Regions from separate parts of the Homo sapiens genome. Here region 1 is linked to region 2. The links are chromatin contacts, found by Hi-C or POLR2A ChIA-PET in ENCODE. All regions are on one chromosome and are shown on one strand. The core of a region is the stretch at or near the end of the contact, and the rest is flanking DNA. Distances in the headings are between cores, read along the strand shown.

Region 1 (7,242 bases), core at 2,121-4,620, 83 kb after region 2:
AACCTCTTCCCTTTAACACTTATCCCCAGTCCACCTATCCTTCTCAGCCCTTGGCAACAGCTAGTCTACTTTCTGTCTCTATGGACCGGCCTAGTCTAGATATTTTATATAAATGGAATTATATAATATGTGGCCTTCATGTCTGGCTTATGTCATTTAGCATAATATTTTCAAAGTTCTTCCATGTTGTAGCATGGGTTAGAACTTCATTCTTCTTTTATTATGGTTGAATGATATTCCACTGTATGAATATACCACATCTTTTTTTTTTTTTTTTTTTTGGAGACAGAATCTTGCTCTGTTGCCCAGGCTAGAATGCAATGGCACGATCTCGGCTCACTGCAAGCTCCGTCTCCTGGGTTCAAGGGATTCTCCTGTCTCAGCTTCTCGAGTAGTTGGGATTACAGGTGCACGCCACCGCACCCGGCTAATTTTTGTATTTTTAGTAGAGGTGGGGCTTCACCTCCTTGGCCAGGCTGGTCTTAAACTCCTGACCTCATGATCCACCCGCCTCTGCCTCCCAAAGTGCTGGGATTACAGGAGTGAGCCACCCCGCCGGGCCACATCTTTTTTTAATCTATTCCTTCACTAATAGATTGTGGGTTGTTTCCACCTTCTCACTATGTGAGTAATGCTCTTATGAGCGTGCATACAAGTTTTTGTGTGGGCATATGTGCTCAAGTCTCTGATCCCCTAGATGTCTTGCCTATCCTACAGATCCAGGCCTACCACAAAAAAGTGTAGAAGGATCATATACCATGAGAACATAAAGGAGGGACATGTAGACTTAATTAGGGAGTCAGGGAAGGCTGCCCCTGAGGCCACCATATCCAAGCTGCGGCTTGAGAGATAGGTTGAATAGAAAAGTTTTTCAAACTGCAGCTGATCACCCATTAGTAGGTTGTGAATTCAGTTTAGTGAATCATGGCCAGCATTTTTTAGGAGGTGAACTAAAATAGAATAGTAGATGTTAGAGGACATTCCATGTGGTAAGGGTAAGTATTGTTGCATGAAATTTATTTTCAGTAGCTATATGAGCGCATCTAGCAAATTGTGACGTAAGAAGTATTCTATATTCCGGGTTGCAATCAGAAAAATATGAAAGCCACTGCTCTAGGGATTTTTTAAAAGGAGATTATTTATTAATCTGGAGCTTTAAATATGGTTCCACTAGAAGATTGGAGAGATACAGGAGAGAGAAGAACCTAGAAAGCTGAAGATCCTTTGAAAGCTTAAAGTTCTGTGATTTCTACACTTTTAAAATGATTCATTTATTCAACAAATATTAAAATATTTACCATAGGCCTAGATTGCACTAAATTCTGGGAGCATATGTAAGATTTGTGTGATTTTGTTTTTTTTGTGATCTGGCAGAGAAGATGTACAAGCAATTAAAATGACTTCTATAAAACATGGTGGGTTGAGGCCGGGTGCGGTGGCCAAGGTGGGTGGATCACCTGAGGTCAGGAGGTTGAGACCAGCCTGGCCAACATGGTGAAATTCCATCTCTACTAAAAATACAAAAAACTGGCCGGGTGTGGTGGTGGGCGCCTGTAATACCAGCCACTCGGGAGGCTGAGGCCAGAGAATTGCTTGAACCCAGGAGGCGGAGGTTGCAGTGAGCCAAGATCGTGCCACTGCACTCCAGCCTGGGTGGCAGAGCAAGACTCTTGTCTCAAAACAAAACAAAACACAAAAAAAACCATGACGGGTTGAACGCATAAGTACCTTTAGTTTTTCCAAAATGTCTCTAAAATGAAATAAAATAAATAATGAAATAAAAAAGACACAGGCACCTCAAAGGTAGGAGAATAGGAGAGGAGATCACAGCAGTTAATTGCCATCAAGATGTCTTTGGAAGGAGTCACTGACTAAGCTGACTGGCTTAGTCACTGACTGGCTAAGCAGAGGAAGCTGGACTCTAAGGATCTCAAAGAGGATATCAGTAAGTGAGCCAGTTAGCTCCATAAAACTCCAGAAAAGTTCAGGATTTGGAAGCTCTAGGTCTTGCATAAGGCTGTAGGATATATAGAGCGGGGGAAAAAAAGAGCATTAGATGGAGATCTGTAAAAGCTGTTAAGCCCCAGTTCCCACCCCCACCCATCAGATCCAGGTGCTTGCCCCTCCTCTCACCCTGAAGGTTCTATTGTGAAAAGCTGTAAATCATTAGCCATCCATCCCCCCAACCTGCAAAGGTACACACCTAATAGATATGATACACACCCATCAGAAACAATGGCACACTTAGTTTAGAAGGGAAAAGTGGGCATACCCTTGTGGGTGTGTCATGATCTTAGAGGGCCAGGGGATAAGTAGTTTGAAAGTGATCTCCAAGGTGATTTTGAAGACACAATTCTCCCATCCCACTCTCGATTACTAGCCACTGATTTTGTCTCAGGAGGCATTAGCCGCCTGTCAAACTGCTGGGACATTATTTTTCTCTTAGTCAATAAAAGTAGTTTGACATCCATCACATATAGCATTTGCTAGGTCTTGTGGGAGGCAACGATTACAACAAAAGGGTAAAATATTGTCCTGTGCTCATGGAACTTCAAATCTAGTTATTGGTGATTATATACATTCTAAATTAAACACTTTCAAAATAAGACATCTTGTCAAGGTGAAGGATTAAAAACCTTTTTGTCCTATCCTGTCTATATTTCCTCTCACCCCCTCCCATCTGGGTGTGCTCAGATAAACTTTAGAGCACCCAAGGTTTATAGAACTCCTGACAGCGACCTCACCAAAGGCTGGACTTCCTATTTGTCATAAACTTGTTGAAATTTTGTTTGACTGCTTTAGTACAGGAGTATATTCCCCAAGACAAGAGACCTGAGAGCTTTTCCCTGGTTAAGATACCAAGGATGATTTCCAAATTTTAGACATCCTTCCCCTTGTTCCACCAATTTTTTTTTTCTTCTGGGAAAATAGCCAGGATGATTGCAAAACATAAGCTTGTAAAAAGGCAAAACTCCATGGATGTAAGAAAGTAAATTTCTTGAGGGCCACACCCATGATAACGCTGGAATTTTCATTTAATTCCTAACTCATTTTTTGTTGTTTTTGTTTTTTTAAACTCAAATGTGTCTCTTTAATTGAGGTCACTTACTTGGTTGGGAGATTAATATTCTGGTGGGGAAACTTTCTTTTTAGAGTTTATATTGTTTTATTCCTTCAGTCACTCAGTATTACTAATGGGGTAGCTTTTGGAATTTTCCATCCCCCCCACTTTCAGATTACTTTTGTCTTTTTTTTTTTCCCTGAGAAATTAGTGAAAACAGTTTGAAGTCTTGCCACGTTGTAAGGAGATTTGCATTATTTAAGGAAACAGCTGGCAGATCTCTATAATGCCCCACCTCTGTTCTGCCAGTGCCTAAAATTTCCTTTGCATGACTCAGTTAAAAAAAAAAAAAAAAAAAAAAAAAACCAGAGGAGGGGAACGAGTGGAGAGAAGAAACCCTTGTTTCCCTTTCTGAGTTGTAAAAAGCTTTTATCAAGGTTTACATTTAGTCATGCTTCTGTCCTCTAGTGGATGGCAGCATGTGATGAACTCAGAGAAACTCTTCTCCCAAATTGGCCAGTAAGAACTCTGCAAAAACTGTGGATGAGCTGAGCTTACCTCCCATAATTTTATTTTGAAAATAAAAAATTTTCCCCACATAGTAAACACAGTTATCTTCACGAGTGTGGGAATGATTAAGAAAAAAAAACCAAGCTTAGATTTTGCAAGATGGGTGACCTGAAGTTTTGCCTAGAGGGAGAGAAGGGTCTCTTCCTCCTTTCACTCTGTTCTTGACAGCGCCTGCAGCCTGCCCTGGAAGAACGGGTTTCTTCTTCAGATAGAAAGGAATTGCTGGCTCTTCTGCCAGCCTTGCCCATAGGCCTGGCTGTTTCCCTGATGCACCTTCCCTGCTCAAGTTGCTATCCTTATCATTTTATATTTTTGTGCCAGTATAGATTTGGTCCTATAAGGCTGCAGATACATAGTGGGCAGAAAGATGGGGGGATGAGAGCACTGAGCCTACAACCTATTTGGAGGGACTCTGGGCAGCATGAGGATGAGGGGCAGGGCCAGGGCCACCGCTAACTAGTTAGCAGTCAGGCAAATAGTCAAGGACAGAGACCTTGTATACATTAATAGTGCCAGCATTTTAAAGATCTTTACCCAGGGAAGGCTGTATATATACAGTTATTTGGGAGAAACCAGAAATGGTGTATTTAAAAAAATTGGATGCCTTAAACTTCCAAATAAATGCGTTTTAGAGCTCACTTATCTGGAGGTTGGCCTATAACATTCCCTCTCTGATGTCTTGCCTTTCAACTGTTTTTTTTCACTTCTCAGAGTGGGCATGAGAAACCACAGGATGTAGAAACATGGAGTCAGTTTTGCTAAAGCAGGCCCTCATGAGACTTGGAAGGGAAGAGGTGATGAGTCCAATGAGAGTTTAAAATTAGATGTTCAGTTATTGATTCTATGTTTTCTTTGTAGTCAGTCTTTTTCTAATTAAAGTGGGTAAGACATTTGAATATAGGGAGATAAATGTGCTATGTTAAAGGATATAAAAAAATCCTGGAGGAAGTCTGAACTCTAAACTCTTTGGCAAGTCTTTCTGCCTGAATTTTGAAGCAAACTTAAAGATTATATATGTGGCTGGGCCTAGTGGCTTATGCTGTGGCTCCTGACCTTGTGATCCACCCACCCGCCTCGGCCTCCATCCCAGCACTTTGGGAGGCCGAGGCGGGTGGATCACGAGGTCAGGAGCCCAAGACCATCCTGGCCAACATGGTGAAACCCTGTCTCTACTAAAAATACAAAAATTAGCTGGGTGTGGTGGCACGTGCCTGTAGTCCCAGCTACTTGGGAGGCTGAGGCAGGAGAATTGCTTGAACCCGGGAGGCAGAGGTTGCAGTGAGCTGAGATCACACCACTGCACTCCAGCCTGGGCGACAGAGCAAGATTCTGTCTCAAAAAAAAAAAAAATTATATATATACACACCCCCACACACAATACATACATACACATATATACGTATACATACACATACATATATATGTATGTATACATTCACACATGCACTTATATATTCACAATGATAGTTAAGCTAGTTTTTGCCCTCCTTATCAGTATGTCACATATCCATGTTGTTTCCTGGTATATCCAGCTGTTTCCTTAATGAGACTGCCTCCATCTTTCAGATATTTACCAACAGTTGAGTATATACTTGGCTTTATTGCAGGACCTGGCTATGATACAGATGGATGTACTCTGTATAGATGCCCAAAATAACTTTTATTTTTATGATGGTTAGATTTTGCCTGCATATTTAAGGTTTTGCTGTATATACTAATTTGCTTCAGAGTCAGAAAAATAGCAGCAAACTCTGAGAGGGGACTGAAAAAGTATCACTGACTTAGGGGTTATTATAGTAGGAATGGAACTACAGAGATAGCCTTTGTCACTGCTTTGTGAGAAAGCAGTGGAGAAAAATACAATAGCTCCTATTTATTAAAAGCTTCCTATATGTCAGTACTATATGTATTATCTGTTTTAATCCTCACAGTAACTGTGTGAAGCGGGTCCTAATTATCTTCCTTTTACAGATGAAGAAAGTGAAGGCAGTCTTTAGGTGTCCTCCCAAAGTTGCAGAACATGAGAGGCAGAGTGTGGATGAGGCTCTATGTCTTAGATTATAAGGACAGTGCTCATTTCCATTGCATTAAGGAAAATATCCTAGTCTATCCTGTTTAATCCTAGGAACCCTGTGGTGTGGAGAGGTTTTCTCTTACATACCAATTCTAAGCCTCTGCTTTGATCCTTTGTCTTGGTAGGCATCTTCTCTCCTCATTTACTGCTCACTGTGTGAGGATGATAGGCACTCCTCAGTTATAAACATCGCCCTTGCAAACATAGCAGCTTGGTCGCTCTCTCTGCGGTCTACCCTAAGGGCTCCCTAAATGCCCACACATGGCGGCAGGTGCCAGACTGGGGCCCGAGCAGGGCACTGGCTCTCCACAGCCTCCTCCATACCGCTGCCTGCTTTTTTTCTCTCATCTCTTCCCCCACCCGCCATTGTTTTTTTGTGTTTCCTTCCAGGCAGATTAGTTAATTCCACCTCAGGTAATCTCTTATTCTTTCTATGACAAAATGCATTCTTAGTTTCACACTGTTGTCATATAAATGAAGGAACCCTTTCACACAAATTGGGAATTGGCAGGATTTGATTCATCAATATTCTAGGCTGTTAGTTTTCCTTTTGCTGTGCTCACACAGAACCAGATACAGCAGAATTAAAGAGTAATAGGCACCCTCTAGTCCCTTGCTACTCAAATTGTGGTCCATGACCAGCGTCATTGCCAATACTTGGGGCTTGTTAGAACTGCAAAATCTCAGCCCCTCCCAGGCCTACAGAACCAGGTCCTGTAGTCTAACAAGATCTGCAGGAGCTTATTTGCACATTACACTTGAGAAACACTGTAAGCCTACCCTATTTCTGTCCTTTTCTTCCTAAGCTAAATGTTATGACTTGGTCACAGCTGAAAGCCTTCAGTGCCATTATTAGTAATGACGTTGGTGCTGATAAGGTTTGTAGATAACATTAAACTGAAAATGTTTCTTGACGTTAAACTGAGAAATGCTTCTAATGACCAGGAAGACAGAATTGAAAGTAGCCTTAATTAATTGAAGTGATTACTGTAAAACAGGTTAAAATTGCATAGGGAACACTGCCTGCCTGGCGAAGCATTGCATGGTGTGAGGAGTGGGCACAGGCGCAGCACTCAGGTGTTTTGCGTTTGTCTAGAAACACTGTCCTTTCAGTCCTTAAGCCTCATGGACAGCTGTTTCTCGGGGACTGTCAGGGTCTCAATTTTGAATTGTCTTACTGATTTTAGATGAGATAGTTTATATTCCAGAGGGCTTTTTTTTTTTTTTGAGACGGAGTCCCACTCTGTCGCCCAGGCTGGAGTGTGATCTCCACTCACCGCAACCTCCATCTCGCGGGTTCAAGCGATTCTCCTGCCTCAGCCTCCCAAGTAGCTGGAATTACAGGCGCATGTCACTGCGCCTGGCTAATTTTTGTATTTTTAGTAGAGACGGGGTTTCATCATGTTGGTCAGGCTGGTCTTGAACTCCTGACCTCAGGTGATCTGCCTGCCTCGGCCTCCAAAAGTGCTGGAATTAGACATGAGCCACCACGCCGGGCCATTATTATTATAATTTTTTTTAAAGACTAGTCTAGTGT
Region 2 (7,348 bases), core at 1,783-4,282:
ACACACACACACACACACACACACACACACGCTCTGTGGTCATTAGGCAAGGACCATCAGAATAGCATGAAAGTAAAATGTCTGTCAGTGCAGAAGCCAATATGCCAAACTTTAACCTCCATACCCTAGTTTTAATTTCTGTATCAGGCTGTCTTATTGTCTTATTAAACTAATCTGTATTAAGATGATTTTTTCCTCCCAGAGGTATGTTAGTCATAGGTCACTAGATTGAGTGCCTAAGGAAGGCTGTAGCATCTCCTTCTATATAAAATAATTTGGAAACTGCCCCTTTTGGAAATTGGTAAGTAGAGTTATGAATTCTGAAAACTTCTTACATTTATTTTGCTCAAATAGAAAGATTTATAGATTTAGCAAAACTCACAGTCTATGTGGACAGTGCTAGCTTATTTGTACTTACTAGATCCTTATATGTTAGGTCCCAATGGGTTATTAACTAGGTAAGTCACTTATCTTCCCTGAGACTCAGTTTCTTTGACTATAAAATGGGAATTATAACATCAATGTCACAGATTTGTTATAAAGAAAGATTAAATATGATGTTGTATAGGAAAGTGTAGCCTTCATGGAAGTGGGCAAGAAATGATTAAAGAGTAACCACAGTTGCAAGTCAGGTGGAGTGTTAAAGATTCTAATGACTTCTGCACTTCAATCTAGGAATGGCTTTTGCCACCAAAGAGCCAGAAGCTTGCAGAAAATTCCTCTTACCACAAAGAGTGCAGAGCAGAAATCCAATTCACAAGTAATCATTGGTGGAATGGATTTTGTGAGATATGATTCTGTGATCTTCAAAAGCTGCCAGTGAAGAGATATTTGTACACCTGTGTTCCTAGTAGCACTATTCACGATTGCCAAAAGGTGTAAACCACCCAAATGTCCATTGATGGAGGAATGAACAAAATATGGTATATACAATGGATTATTCAACCTTGAAAAGGAAAGAAATTCTGATACTTGCTGCAACATGGATGAACCTTGAAGCCATTATGCTAAGTTAAATAAGCCAGTCAAAGGGCAAACACTGTATGACTCCACTTATGTGAGCATCCTAAAGTAGTCAAATTCATAGAGATAGAAAGTAGAATGGTATTGCCAGTGCCAAGTAGAATGGTTGTGGGGATGAGAGAATGGGGAGTTGTTTGGTGGGCAGTTTCAGTTTTGTAAGATGAAAAGTATTCTGGAGATTGGTTGCACAATAATGTGAATGTACTTAACATTACACATTACACTTAGAAATGGTTAAGATTGTAAATATGTGTTTTTCACAATTTTTGAAAAGCTGCATAATTTATATTACTATAAAGGTGGCAGACTCCATTTTGGGGGAAGACTTCTTTTGCAGGTGGAGGGGACACTAATAGATTTTAATTGTGCATAACAGGCCCAGAATCCTGCTCTGATGATAATATAAAAACCTCCTCTCATTGTGGATAGAACACTGGTGTGCAATGTCATGTTGGAGCCTGAGGCAAAAGGATAAATATGTACCCCTGTATATATATATATATATATATATATATATATATACACACACACACACACACATATATATAGTAGCTATATATATATATACACATATATATAGTAGCTGTATATATATATAGTAGCTATATATATATATATACACACACACAATAGCAAGAAAGACAGTTACTTAGATATTATATGAGAAAAAGGAGAGCAAAATCTTGTGTGTATATATATATACACACACACATACACACAAAGTACCCTCCCCCATATTTTGAACCAAATAGAAAAAGTAAAAGTTCTGCCATTCAAAAATATGACTAAATATAAAGCATTATATTGTCCAATCTGTTCACACACCATCATCACCCCTTATCAACCCGCCTAGCTCTGTGGGCTCAGGAACCTTGAGCTAATCAACAACTATGCTTTATTGCACAAAAATGCAGAGTTGCAAAACAAACAGCCTGTTTTTATTTAAACTATTGCTATTTTATTATCGATTTTAGCATTAATTTTAATTTTTAAAATATTGCATTAACATATTATTGCTCTTAATTGTTAACTCTTTTGGTGTTCCGTTAAAACTTGTGGCCTCATGCATCATTGCCTTACTCTCATTCTGGCCCTGTGCCTAGAGATTATCGTGAGCTTAACTCCAATTCTCCTACGGCTATAGCTAAGAAATAATGATGGAGTTGTGGGCTTTATGATGGAGAGAGTCAAGGGAACTGTTTGTTCAAGTGGGAGGCCGACCCAGTGCTATGGTCTGAATGTCCCCTCAAAATTCTTACGTTGAAACCTAACTACCAGGGTGATGTATTAGGAGGTGGGGCTTTTGGGAGATGGTTAGGTCATTAGGGCAGAACTATCATGAGTGGAATCAGTATCCTTCTTACAAGAGATCCCAGAGAGTTGCCTTGTCCCTTCTCCCATTGGAGAACACAGCAAGATGATGGCTGTCTACAAACCAGGAAGCAGGCCCTCACTAGACACTGAATTCATCAGTGCCCTGATCTTGGACTTCCCAGCCTCCAGCACTGTGAGGAGTAAAAGTTGTTTACAAGCCACCTAGCTTATGGTATTTTTGGTACAGCAGCTGAAACAAACTAAGACAGCCAGTAACTTGGAGACACTGGTGGGAGTGGGAGAAGGTGGGTAGAAGGATGACCAGGGATCGTCCTATGAAAAGGCCATGACTGAAAGGTTTCAGGAGCAATGGGATCTGAGGACAACTCAGGCACAGACTTTCCTTTCTGCATTGCAGGTCTTTGACCTTATTTTCAAGTCTTCAGTAAAGTTTCTTAAATGCTACAGTGATTCTTGGGAGAATGAAGAGCAAAACCAGAAACCACAGAGTGACAGATTGGCCTGGAGAAAGCTACAATAGCAAGAAAGACAGTTACTTAGATATTATATGAGAAAAAGGAGAGCAAAATCTTATTATTCAAGCCACATGCATGAACTGCATACTTCCTTGCCACCAATTAAAATTGCAAGTCCTACAGGCCCCCAAACTCAGGCACAGATGCAAGAACTGGACTTGATTGTAAAACCACACCCTGTGGTCATTAGATAACTAAGTCATTAGATAACTATGTCTGGAATGAAGGAAGAAACAGGCCAAATAGACAGAAAAAGAAGTTACTGGGATTTATGAAATCAGATAAAATAATTGGTATCTGGAATTATATTCTAAATGAAAAAAACCACATGGGATTTGAAACGTAGAAACAGGGCAACTTCAGAAACACCAGACTGATGTGAATTGGAGCATATTTATAGTTCTTCAGTTTCCACAGGCCAGCACACTGAGTAACTGAAAGACTGGATGGCTTTACTAGAAATTGAGGCTTTCTATTAAATAAGAAACACAAGAAAAGTCAGTCAAAAATTAAGTTTTTAATGGCATTTAAATTGTATTTCTGAACTGAAGAAAATCTATATTAATCAAGATTAGACAATCTACACTAGACAAATTGTACCTATTGTACCTGAAAGAAGGTCATCACGGGCAGACTTCAGAAGGTGGAGTACACGTGGCATGACCTAAAATTCACTTACAGGAATTTCATAAGTTCAAAATACTTACTAAGTGGAAATTAAAGATTGCTATAAATATTGCTGGGGCTCTTAGACTATGAAGAATACATCACTTCTATATGTCCAGAAGAGGCACAGCAGAGACGCTGGGAGCAGTGGAGACGCTGAGTAGAACAATGTGAAGTGAAAAGCAGTATCTTCAAGAATGTGTGTGTCCACGCACTTGCTGTCACTCAGAACGGGGTCCCAGATTTGAGTCTCTGAATACTAAAGTGAAAAGTGGCAATTGATATTAGAAAACTCAAAAGGATGATTATTTTAGGACAGGCTCACCTACAGTATATAAAATGATAAATAGACAACATAGATCCTGGAAAACCAGCAAAAAGCCAGGAGCCAGGTCCCTGAAGGGAACAAGACCCAGAGCAGATGATTTGCCTACATTAAGATTTGGCGTGAAATGCTTTCCCTCTCTATTTATATTCCTTGCATAGGTACCGACTATGAGAATCAGACACTACAACTTGGCTGCACGTGAGAGAGAAAAATGGAGATTTATCACTGGAATGACACTGTCTATAAGTTGTGACATATACATTCATGCTTAAGTGTTTAGCAAATTTTACTTAGTTCTCACATTATATGTTTTCACTTACTGTCAATGAATGACAACAAAACAAGATGCATAACATTCTGAATTAAAGAGCCCCTCTGGAGAATGCTAAAAAGATACCCCCAGCTGACAGAAATCCAAATTCTAGTAGTTAATCTAGAATAAGCAGACTAATTAAACAGTGTATCTGACTTAAGTGCCATCTATTTGAATCAGAATCATCTGGGATGCTTGTTAGAAACACACATCTCCAGGACCTAACCCAGACCCACCAAATCTGGGTTTAGGCATCTGCCTGTCAGCAACTTCCCTGGGTGATTCTTAGACACACAAGTGTGGGTGGAGCTTATTTTTTATAGCAAATACTAATAAAAGAGGGAATTCTCACTAAAATAAGTCATTGAGATCTGAGATTTTTGCCCTTCTACAAGGGGTGGGGTAGCCTCCAACCTGGATCCTACCCCAGGGGCTCCATCAGCTGCACAATTGGTCTTTGAGGACCAGATGACATCTGCCTCCTTGAGCCAAGCCCAGGATTTTTCTGAAGAGGGAAGAAAGTGGGCTGCCACAAGCCCCTGTGGCATGGCCAGATGGAGGCCCCGAGACCCTCCATTCTTCAGATTTTAACCTGGCACCCCAAGGAAAACCACAGGCAAAGTCCTAGGGAAATTCCCCTTCCCACCCTGCTATCTTACAAGCAGCAAACTCCCTCTGAAATGCCACATACCCTTACAGGTGTTATAACTGGAATTTTGGGAGACAAAGAACTACTCCAAATGTTGGGAAACAGGCCTTCCTGTGGGGTTTGTTCTTTAGCATGGAAGCAACAGGAGCATCTAATAAACTGCCCTCAGGAAGAATTTTTCTATGCTCTTAAGAACCACTAGCTTACACCCCAAACATATGAAACTTCGAACAAACGTGTTGAATGTTTTTCTATTAAAGGAAATCGTTTAACTCTTTAAAAATAAATAATAATATGCCGGCCAGGCACGGTGGCTCACCCCTGTAATCCCAGCACTTTGGGAGGCTGAGGTGGGAGGACTGCTTGAGCCCTGGAGTTCAAGAGCAGCCTGGCCACCATGTGGAAATCCCATCTCTACTGAAAATACAAAAATTAGCCAGGCATGGTGGTATGCGTCTGTAGTGGTAGCCTGAGTAGCTGCCTCAGGAGGCTGAGGCAGGAAAATCGCTTGAACCCGGGAGGCAGAGGTTGCAGTGAGCCGAGATCGTGCCACTGCACTCCAGCCTGGGCGACAGAGCAAAACCGTGTCTCATAAATTAATACAATGCCAATGTCAATGTTTTAGCTTTGGCAAATATTCCATGATAATGTAAGATATTAACAATGAGGGAAACTGGGTGAGAGGTATAAGGGAACTCTCTGAACTCGCTCGCTTTGCAATTTTAAATCATTTCAGATCATTCCAAACTAAAACGCTTATTAAATATAATAAACAAATGAGAATGACCTGCTGGTGCCTGCAGGTCTCCCAGGCGGGTTTATTTCCGATCCCACCTCTTCTTCAGGCTGTGGCCTCTCCCGCAGAAGCTCAGCCTCCATGAGTTGGAGATTCTCTCGCCGCAGCATCCCTCAGGATGGAGTTTCGGCTTTCCTTCCCTCGGGGACTTTTTATACGCAGCCCGTGCGTAATCATTGGTGCACGTCCAGGCTGCTGCTTCTAGCCCCTGCCCCGCAGCTCTGTCTCCTGGGAAACCATTTCCATCTGGTTAAGACTCCAAGATTGAAATCATGTGGAGTTGATTTGCCTACATCTAAGATTTGGCTTGAAATGTATTTCCTCTCTATTTATATTCTTTGCGTATATGTCTACCATAAGAACCACACAATATAAAGCACTGTGGGGAGGAGGTGTTAAAGAAAGATCTTTGGGCTCGTCGACTTGAGTTGAAATACTTCATAAGAGCACAGTTTAATTTTTTTTGGAAAGTAGGTTTTTAAAAATTATTTTCCACCGTGCTTATTTTCAGAGGTAACAATTAAGAGGGATACATTTTTTTTTTTAATTTTGAGTGTTGGACCTTTTAAAAACTCCCTGTTAAAAGAATATGAAGGAAGTAGGGGGAAATGTTCTCTTTGTGAACGAATTCTAAATGGAGTGCATTGTGTGAAGCTAAAGGAAAACTTCATTTGAGTAATATTCTAATTGTATTCTTCCGTATCGTGCAGGAGAAGATGACAACCTGTATTTTACTGCTCAAAAAAGAAAATACAAGGCTCAACTTGTTTCTGATGCAGAACTCAGGAGCTCCTAAAAGAGCAAGTGGAATGAAATGTTTCCTTTTTGATTTTCTTCTCTTTTGAAACCATTCACCCATTGTTTATTTGGAAATAGCTTATGTGGCATGCAGAATCCATGAACACAAAAACTGAACATTTATTTATCCAACATATTACACATACTGTGATTGCTTCAAGCTGTGTGAGGCGTGGCCTGTGCCAATGCAAGATTCAATTAGAATTCTGAGATATGTTAAAATAGCTTTGGTATAAGGCAGTGGAACTTAATCAGGAGTGATTTTGTTCCCCCTTCTCCCCCATTTGGCAGTGTCTAAATGCAATTATCATTGTCACAACTGTGGGTACAGTGATGGAAATGGTGCTAATGGCATCTAGTGGGTAGAGACCACGGATGCTGCTAAACATCCCACAATGCACAGAGCAGCCCCCCGACAACGAAGAATTATCCTACATGAAATGTCAACAGCGCCAAGGTGAGAAACTCTGAGTGTTATTAGTGTGGTGCTCTCTGTGTGATACAAACCAGGTGCTCTGGCAGAGCAAAGAAAGAAAGATCACATCCACTCGGGATGATCAAAGATTTCAAGAATTCTTTAAGTGGGTTTTTCTGTGGTCCAGAATGCCTAATTTTTCTGAGTCTTAGAGGTCCTCTAGTGTCCCTAAATATTGTATTTCTGTATGTCAGTCACTACGTTGTCAGTGAAAAGCCTTGCTTGGCCCAGTAACTCGACATCTCTGTATTTCATTTTTTTCCACTGAAGAGTGAGATTTGATTCAGAGGCCCGAGGTCTCTCCTGGCTTTGAACAAGTGACAGTTCTCACTGTTTAAAAAAATTTTTTTTTAAATAGAGACAGGGGTTTCACCTTGTTGTATAGGCTGGCCTTGAACTCCTAGGCTCAAGTGATCCTCCCACCTACAGCCTCCCAAAGTGCTGGGATTA

What was found. A loop is a pair of places that touch in the nucleus more often than their neighbours do. ChIA-PET counts read pairs that join two places held with the same protein, here RNA polymerase II (POLR2A). Pooled maps may share reads with other maps.
Region 1: a map of PC-3 shows a loop between it and region 2 (11-fold over the local background). The contact joins two enhancer-like sites. A Hi-C loop is called at or near these places in 1 of 168 maps with a recorded cell type or tissue (PC-3) and 1 of 50 pooled maps. POLR2A ChIA-PET finds 5 or more read pairs at or near these places in 4 of 52 experiments (BJ, CD8-positive, alpha-beta T cell and activated T-cell).

Annotation. Positions count from the first base shown.
Region 1 is chr6:25,309,506-25,316,747 of GRCh38, forward strand. The region is part of intron 2 of CARMIL1 (capping protein regulator and myosin 1 linker 1); the gene reads left to right. Among named protein-coding and RNA genes, the nearest start is that of CARMIL1, 34 kb to the left of the region's middle. RefSeq lists enhancers at 1,598-2,098, 6,154-6,844. Within about 2 kb of position 3,371, at least 6 of the 41 ENCODE cell types and tissues checked have a DNase peak (open chromatin) inside an H3K27ac peak, as active enhancers do; they include PC-3, where a contact is called at or near this core.
Region 2 is chr6:25,226,864-25,234,211 of GRCh38, forward strand. LOC124901283 (a long non-coding RNA gene) reads right to left here and starts at 5,753. Exons shown (of 2, transcript XR_007059516.1): 1 at 5,617-5,753; 2 at 3,372-3,798. Within about 2 kb of position 3,033, at least 2 of the 41 ENCODE cell types and tissues checked have a DNase peak (open chromatin) inside an H3K27ac peak, as active enhancers do; they include PC-3, where a contact is called at or near this core.